Linked DNA regions of Homo sapiens: region 1 is linked to region 2. Evidence: read pairs that join two places in POLR2A ChIA-PET (ENCODE). Cell type or tissue: PC-3. All regions are shown on one strand. Each heading gives the region's core, and the rest is flanking DNA. Links, peaks and the distances in the headings are about the cores only. Region 1 has its middle 36 kb from the start of PTPRJ. Region 2 overlaps CREB3L1 (cAMP responsive element binding protein 3 like 1).

Region 1 (4,385 bases), core at 251-4,250, 1.6 Mb after region 2:
GCCAGGCAAGGTGGTTCATGCCTGTAATCCCAGCACTTTGGGAGGCTGAGGAGGGAAAATTGCTTGAGCCCAGGAGTTTGAGACCAGCCTGGGCAACATAGTGACACTTCATCTCCACAAAAAAGAAAAAAATTAGCTGAGTGTGATGGCGCGAGCACACCTGTAGGCTGAGGTCACTTGAGCTGGGAAGATTGAGGCTGCAGTGAGCCGTGATCATGCCACTGCACTCCAGCCTGGGTGATAGAGAAAGATCTGGGCTCAACAAAACAAAATTACTTTTTTAAAAAAGGATAATTATGGCCGAACGCGGTGGCTCAAGCCTGTAATCCCAGCATTTTGAGAGGCTGAGACGGGCGGATCACTTGAGTTCAGGAATTTGAGACCAGCCTGGGCCAACATGGTGAAACCCTGTCTCTACTAAAAATACAAAAATTAGCCAGTCGTGGTGGCGGGCACCTGTAATCCCAGCTACTTGGGAGGCTGAGGCAGGAGACTCACTTGAACCTGGGAGGCGGAGGTTGCAGTGAGTTGAGATCACGTCACTGTACTCCAGCCTGGACAACACAGTGAGACCTGTTTAACACACACACACACACACACACACACACACACACACACACACACACACACGGGGTCTGCTGAAATCTCAGTGAAGCTGCACAGACACGCATCTGTTACAGTGAATTTGCTTTTCCAAGTTCTTTGCTTTAAGAGGCAGGGTGGCGGTGGGTACTGAGAGCTGGCGTGGGGCTGGCTGTCTTGGTTTCACATTCACTGGAGTAACCCTAATAACAATAATAATGGCAATTATTATTAGTATTACTATTTTCTTTTAGAGTCGGAGTTTCGCTATCGTTGCCCAGGCTGGAGTGCAATGGCGTGATCTCCACTCACTGCAACCTCCGCCTCCCGGGTTCAAGCGATTCTCCTGCCTCAGCCTCCCGAGTAGCTGGGATTACAGGCATGCGCCACCATGCCCGGCTAATTTTATATTTTTAGTAGAGACGGGGTTTCTCCATGTTGGTCAGGCTGGTCTCGAACTCCCGACCTCAGGTGATCCACCCGCCTCGGCCTCCCAAAGTGCTGGGCTTACAGGCGTGAGCCACCCGCTCGGCTAATAATGGCAATTATTATAGGTGGGAGGGGGTGGGGGGAAGACAGAGAGAGGGAGGGGGACAGGCTAAGGGTGGGGGTGGGCCAAGTCAGGAGAAGGCGTGGTTTGCATTTAGTTTTCCCAGCAACCAATTAGGTCACTCCATTATTCTTGCTTTTTCACAGCTGAAAAGACACAGGCTCAGAGAACTCCAAGGCCACACAGCTGGTGAAAATTCTAATTTAAAGCCATGTAGGCTCCATTTCTCCATCTATGTGTGTGTGTGGGGGGGGGGGCGGGGTGTGACACGGGGACTTAATTCCTTCTCTTTTAATGAGAAAATGCCACGTGGCGGAGGTGGGGAGGGTGGGAGGAGTCCCGGCGATTTCCGTGTCTAGGACTGAAGCCTCCCTACTTTTGGAGCTGCCTGGCTTTGTTTGGAAAAGTCACCAGGAGGGCCTTTCTGAGAACTCAGGGCAAATCCCCGCCCATTGTCTTTGAGGACGAGGGTGGGGTCACCCCAATCTCGCAGTTGCAGCGGACTGCGCTAGGAGTTCTTTTTAGTGATGTGAATTGGGTGTCTTTTTAGCAGACCTTCACCCTTGGGGAGTCAGGGAGAAATAGTATTCCTGGAGGGAGATTCCAACTGGACAGTGGTTCCTCCCTAGGAGGTTACTGGAGATTAAATAATGGAGACTAAGATTCAATAATGGAGACTAAGAAGATACCGTGGGCCCTTGTGACTGCCTCCTCTGAGCCATCACGTTTTCATTCACTCCCTCACTCATTCCCTTGTGTCAGGAGCTCTGCTAGGCTTTGGGAAGGCACTGGTGAGTTACCCCCAGCTGAATCTTGGAGGAATTAAAAGGGCAGCACATTAGCCCAGAATAGAGCAGCTAGTAAGGATTGGAACTGACTGTTGAACCTGTGAAGCCACCTGGGGTCTTGATGTCATGGTAGTGCCCTCATGGAGGAAAAACATTTTCAGAAGAATAAAGGGCTCTGAATCATATTAATATTTGGATATTTTAAAATCAGAAAGATCAAGTGGGAGATAAGAGAAATTTACAGTTACAGACTGGAACCAGGGAATGCAGCCTAGAGAGGTGGTTGGCTGGTTATCTTTTGAATCTAAATTAAGTTCTCTTTTAAATTTGAATTTAAATGCCTTTAGGTGGGGGTTGAAAACTTCCTTGGTTCTCACCACTGTCTGTTGATTCACATACAGTATTTATTGGCCATCTGCCTAAAAAAAAATGGTGAATAAGTTGACATTCATTTCCATTCATTCCACATAGGTGTATGTACACACACACACACACAAACACACACACACATATAGTTGGTTGGTTGTTTTGTTTTGCTGGGGCTCAAGTGATTCTCCCACCTCGGACTCCCGAATAGCAGGATAGCAGGAACTACAAGCGTGTGCAACCATACTTGACTAATTTTTTTTTTTTGTGAGACAGAGTCTTACTCTGTCGGTCAGGCTGGAGTGCAGTGGCGCAGTCTTGGCTCACTGCAACCTCTGCCTCCTGGGTTCAAGCAATTCTCTTGCCTCGGCCTCCCAAGTAGCTGGGACTATAGGCGCATGCCACCACACCTGGCTAATTTTTGGATTGTTTGGTAGAGACAGGGTTTCACCATGTTGGCCAGGCTGAGGGTTTTTTTTTTTAAGTTTTTCATTTTTGGAGACGGAGTCTTGCTTTGTTGCCCACCCAGGCTGGAGTGCAGTGGCACAATTTTAGCTCACGGCAACCTCTACCTCCTGAGTTCAAGTGATTCTCCTGCTTCAGCCTCCTGAATAGCTGGGACTACTGGTATGTGCCATCACGCCCGACTAATTTTTGTATTTTTAGTAGAGACGGGGTTTCACCATGTTGGTCAGGCTGGTCTCCAACTCCTGACCTCAGGTGATCCGCCCGCCTCGGCCTCCCAAAGTGTTGGCATTACAGGCGTGAGCCACTGCTCCCGGCCTTTTTTTTTTTTAGTAGAGACAGATTTTCACTATCTTGCCCAGGCAGGTCTCAAACTCCTGAGCTCAAGTGGTTCTCCTGCCTTAGTCTTCTGAAGTGGTAGGATTAAAGATGTAAGCCACTGAACCCAGTCTTTTTTTTTTTTTTTTTTTTTTTTGAGACTGGGTCTCTCGCTCTGTGGCCTAGGCTGGAGTATAGTCATTATGATCAAGGCTTACTGTAGCCTCGACCTCCTGAGCTCGAGCAATCCTCATGCCTCAGCCTCCCGAGTAGCTGGGACTATAGGCAGACACCCCTACGCCTGGCTAATTTTTGTATTTTTTTATTTTGTAGAGACAGGGTCTCACTACGTTGCCCAGGTGGGTCTTCAACTCCTGAGCTGAAGCGATTTTCCCTCCTCAGCCCCAAAGTGCTGGAATAACAGGCAGTGAGCCACCCTGCCTGGCCCCCTATATGTATATTGAGAACTGCTATGTGCTGGCACTTTTCTAGGTCTTGGGAATACAGCAATGAAGAAAACAGACAACAATGGAACTTAAAATCCATTGTGGTTGGGGAGAGATCAATAGAGAAGATACATGCTAGATGGTGATAAGTGCTAAGGAGGAAAAGTGGGAAAGGGGTTAAAGAGTATTGGAGGAGGAGCAGTTAGAAGGGTTGGCCATTGTAGGCTTCACTGGGAAGATTAATATTTAGTAAATACCTGAATTAGGTGCGAGAGCTGGCCATGTGGCTGTCTGAGGCAAAAGCATTCTAAGCATAGAAAACAACAAATGTGGCGGCTAGGCGCGGTGGCTCACACCTGCAGCCCAGAACTTTGGGAGGTCGAGGTGGGTGGATCACCTGAGGTCAGGAGTTTGAGACCAGCCTGGCCAACATGGCGAAACCCCGTCTCTACCAAAAATACAAAAATTAGCCAGGCATGGTGGTGTATGCCTGTAATCCCAGCTACTGGGAGGCTGAGGCAGAATTGCTTGAACCTGGGAAGCAGAGGTTGCAGTGAGCCGAGATGGCACCACTGCACTCTATCCTGGGTGACAAAGTGAGATTGTGCCTTAAAAAAAGAGAGAGAGAGAAGGGAGGGAAAAGAAAACAACAAATGCAAAGGCCTTAAAGTGAGACCAGGTGTGTTAGAGGAACCCCATGGACATGCCACATACTATTCTAAGTTTTCTCACTCCTAGGAGGGAGATACTATTATTGTTCCCATTTACAGATGGGCAAATTGTGACCAGAGATGATAAGAAACTTGCTCCAGGTTGCATAAGAGGCAGAGGTAGCTGCTGAGGAAGGCAGAGTTTGTGCTCTTAAACACT
Region 2 (4,385 bases), core at 205-4,204:
CACGCTTGTAATCTCAGCACTTTGGGAGGATGAGGGGGGTGGATCATTTGAGGTTAGGAGTTCGAGACCAGACTGACCAACATGGTGAAACCCCATCTCTACTAAAAATAGAAAATTAGCTGGGCGTGGTGGTGGGCGCCTGTAATCCCAGCTACTCGGGAGGCTGAGGGAGAAGAATCACTTGAATCCGAGAGGCGGCAGTTGCAGTGAGCTGACACTGTGCCACTGCACTCCAGCCTGGGCCAGACTCTGTCTCAAAAAAAAAAATGCAGAATTTCAGAACTCTCTCCAGACTTACTGAGCTAAAAACTGCACATTCACAAGGTCCTTGGGTGATTCACATGTACTATGAAGTTTGAGAAACAGGAGTATAGAGACAGCAGGACAGTGCCTGGCAGGTAGCAGCCACGTCAAGTCACAGCTCTGGGTTCTTACGCTGCTCTGCCATTTTTGTGACTCTGGAGAAATCGTTAAATATCTCTGGGCCCCTGTTTCTTCGTCTAAATGGGGATGATAGAAACATTATCTCATAGGGCCAGGCACAGTGGCTTACGCCTGTAATCCCAGCATTTTGGGAGGCGGAGGCGGGCAAATCACTTGAGGCCAAGAGTTCGAGACCAGCCTGGCCAACATGGTGAAACCCCCATCTCTACTAAAAATACAAAAATTAGCCGGATGTGGTGGTGCATGCCTGTAATCCCAGCTACTCAGGAGGTTGAGGGAAAAGAATCACTGGAACCCGGGAGGCAGAGGTTACAGTGAGCTGAGATGGTGCCACCGTACTCCAGCCTGGGTGGCAGAGTGAGACTCTGTCTCAAAAAAAAAAAAAAAGAAAGAAAAGAAACATTATCTCATAGGATGGATGTGAGGGTATTAATAAGATCCTGCGAATAAAGGATCCAGCCTGATGCTTGGCATTTAGAAATGTGCAATTCATGTTAGCTTTTATTCTTCTTTCATTATTTTTATTTATTTATTTTCTTGAGATAGGGTCTCACTCTGTTGCCCATGCTGGAGCGTAGTGGGGTGATCATAGCTCACTGCAGCCTCAAACTCCTGATTCTCCCCCCTCAACCTCCTAAGTAGCTAGGACCACAGGCGCACACCACCACCCCTGGCTAATTTTAAGTATTTTGTAGAGACGTGGTCTTGCTGTGTTGCCCAGGCTGGTCTCCAGCTCCTGGACTCAAGCATACCTCCTGCTTTGGCTCCCAAAGTGCTGGGATTATAGGTGTGATCCACTGCACCTGGCCTTCTTTCATTATTTTTACTTTTTTATTTTTATTTACTTTTTTTTTTTTTTTGAGACACAGTCTTGCTCTGTCGCCCAGGCTGGAGTGCAGTGGCACAATCTCGGCTCACTGCAACCTCCGCCTCTTGGGTTCAAGCAATTCTCATGCCTCAGCCTCCCAAATAGCTGGGATTACAGACGTGTACCACCACACCCGGCTAATTTTTGTATTTTTAGTAGAGACAGGGTTTCACTATGTTGGCCAGGCTGGTCTTGAACTCTTGACTTCATGTAATCCTCCTGCCTCAGCCTCCCACAAGTGCTGAAATTACAGGCGTGAGCCACCACACCCCACCATTATTTTCATTCCAAATTCCTGATAGTGCCCAGCCATGAGCCTGTGGTAGGTCTTTAATAATTATTTGCTGGGATTAATTACAATAACCTAGACAACAGCCTTGGTATGCAGCAGGTGCTCAACACAAGACTTTTTCCTTCTTTCCTTCCTTCTCCCCCAGCTTCTCCAGCGGGATCCAGCCACTCCTCTGTTCCCTGATTGGCCTGGAGAATCCCACCTGACCCCCCACCCCACCCCTCTGTCTCTGGCTGGGGTTCCTTTCTGGCCCAAAGTAGGTCCAAGCCCTTGTAGTTATTTCGCCACCTGCTGTACATTGTGGGAACTGCAACCCCTACGTGCCCGTTTGGGTGGAGAGAGATTAAACATTTGCCCACCAAGCCTGTGCTGAACGCATTCTGTATGCACCCAGAAGATTCCACGCTGAGTGGGACCCGGTCCTCACCCTCAGGGAGGCCACAGTTAATAAAGGAGACTGATGTGGAGATATATAAATAAACGAAGTGCCGTGATAAAAGCAAACACAGCAATAAAGCAAAAATGGCTGGGCACGGTGGCCCATGCCTGTAATCCCAACACTTTGGGAGGCCGAAGCGGGTGGATCACCTGAGGTCAGGAGTTCCAGACAAGCCTGGCAAAACCCCGTCTCTACTAAAAATACAAAAATTAGCCGGCATGGTGGCGCACGCCTGTAGTCTCAGCTAGTCAGGAGGCTAAGGCAGGAGAATCACTTGAACCTCGGAGGCGGAGGTTGCAGTGAGTCGCAAACGCACCACTGCACTCCAGCCTGGGTGAAAGAGCGAGACTCTGTCTCAAAACAAAACAAAACAAAAAACCTAACAAAAACAATAGCTACCATTTACTAGACACTCACTACATACCAGGCACTGTGCCAAACAGCTCCTTCTTATCAGCTCAGGGTGCTGGGGGTGCCAGGGAGGGAAGGTCAGTGAAACTGTGGCAGGTGTCGGTTAAGCAAAAGAAGGCTGGCATCTGTGCAGCTGGGGGCAGGCCTTCCCTCCTCCAACCCCCTTGGCCAGGAGCATCACAGGGCAGGCCTGAGCTTCCACAAGGTGACCCAGCCAGTCACCATGAGGCAGGCCCCAGGCGCCAGGCCACTCTGCAGAGGAGCCACGCAGGAGGTGACCTTTCCTATCTTGACTGAAACGGGCACCTGGCGTGGAGGCCAAGTCTGGAGCCAGCCCCCTAGGAGAGCTCCAGGAGGCAGAGATGCCTGCGGGGTCAAAGCCTGCCAGCTGACTGCTGTGCCCTCCTCAGGACCCTGCTCCAGCAGCTGCAGAAACTCCAGACTCTGGTCACCAACAAGATCTCCAGACCTTACAAGATGGCCGCCACCCAGACTGGGACCTGCCTCATGGTAGGTGTGGCTCCCTCCACCACAGACCCACAGGAGGAGAGTTCTTCCCAAGGCTGGCTTTTTCCAGGGTTGGGCAGAGCTTTAAGGATCGGTAACATCGTGGGCAGCGTCCCAGGGTACACCATCCTGGCGCCTGGTGGGCTGGTTCTAGCAGACTCCAGACTCCTTCTCCAAGCCCATGGTGCCTTCTGCCTCACACCGGTCCCCGACTGGTTAACACAGTGTAGATGTGTAGGTGACTCCAGTGGCCCCAGCTAGGGGACAGCTGGGCAGGTTCCTTGAGGAGGCGGCTTCCACAGGCCTTGTGCAGGGAAGGGCTTGGGGAGACTCAGGGAAGAACGGACATGGTTCTTTCTGGAACAGATGGCAGTGAAAAGGCTGAGGAAACCCCTGGAAACCCGGAAGGCTCCCAGGGCGTGTTTCAGACCTCTTCCAGTCCCTCTTCTATCTTCTTCTGGAAATGGCCAGTCTCTTGCCGCCTGGCTCAGCATGCCCCGGCCCTCCGAGACCCTCGAGCTGTCAGGCAGCAGAACCAGGCTATGGGCAGGGGTAGTGTGGGCTCCGTGGCTCTCAGCACCTCCCGCTAGCCAGGCTCCTCAGAATCCTGCTGAGAACGTGATGTGGCGGTGTGTCCCCCTCCCTCGTCCCAGCCCCAAGCCCCACCTGCACCTATTCCTTCCTTTCCTGATTCCTCTACCCCGTAAGGGGACTCCACATTGGCCACTTCCCTCTTACTTCTAGCACTGCCTGTGGCGACCCCCCTACAATGGGCTGGGATGGCCTGGGCTGTCCCTGCCTTCCCCAGAGAGGATAGGAGACCCCACATGTAGGAGGGAGTGGTCGACTGGAGCAGCTGCTTCCTTGGGAAAACGCTAAGACTTTTGTGCCTGTTGGTTTGGGAGAGGAGGAGTGGGGTGGTCAGGGCCGTGGCCCCTCCTTACCCCAGATCTGATGCCACTCTCTCTTTGCTACCAGGTGGCAGCCTTGTGCTTTGTTCTGGTGCTGGGCTCCCTCGTGCCCTGCCTTCCCGAGTTCTCCTCCGGCTCCCAGACTGTGAAGGAAGACCCCCTGGCCGCAGACGGCGTCTACACGGCCAGCCAGAGTGAGTGCCCGCCTGTCATGCCAGCTCCCTGGGCTGAGGCTGCCCTGCCCCAGCCCCAGTGTCCAGGCAGAAGCCAGACATAAGAGAGAAGCCAAGTGTGGGGTCAGCATTATCTCATTTTGCCTCATTTTCCAGATGGGGAAACCGAGGCCCAAAGAGAGTCTATGCTTTGCTCAGTGTTTGTGGTAGAATTGGGACTAAAATACAGAGCTCCCGATGCCCAGCCTAGCTCCCAGAGAGCTCAGGAGTGGCTTGCAGGAGGTGGGTTTAGGGGATAACAGGAATGTTCCAGCCCTGGGCCCCATGCATTATGGTGCCA

Evidence for each region. ChIA-PET counts read pairs that join two places held together with the same protein. Peaks named below come from ENCODE experiments on the same cell type or tissue, not always from the same donor. Only the 100,000 strongest peaks of a DNase experiment are listed, where the experiment ranks them.
Region 1: POLR2A ChIA-PET joins it to region 2 with 15 read pairs; 1 of 35 experiments calls an interaction of 5 or more read pairs at or near these places.

What each region holds. Positions count from the first base shown.
Region 1 is chr11:47,942,579-47,946,963 of GRCh38, forward strand. No RefSeq gene overlaps it. Among named protein-coding and RNA genes, the nearest start is that of PTPRJ, 36 kb to the right of the region's middle. RefSeq lists enhancers at 1,379-1,673, 3,939-4,385 and a silencer at 3,938-4,103. In PC-3, for the core only: no CTCF peak of the experiment used is centred there; no DNase peak of the experiment used is centred there; H3K27ac peaks cover 1,494 bases.
Region 2 is chr11:46,313,422-46,317,806 of GRCh38, forward strand. CREB3L1 (cAMP responsive element binding protein 3 like 1) reads left to right here. Exons shown (of 12, transcript NM_052854.4): 9 at 2,865-2,964; 10 at 3,940-4,066. Among named protein-coding and RNA genes, the nearest start is that of DGKZ, 32 kb to the right of the region's middle. In PC-3, for the core only: a CTCF peak has its summit at 1,907 (motif pointing left); a DNase peak (open chromatin) is centred at 1,860.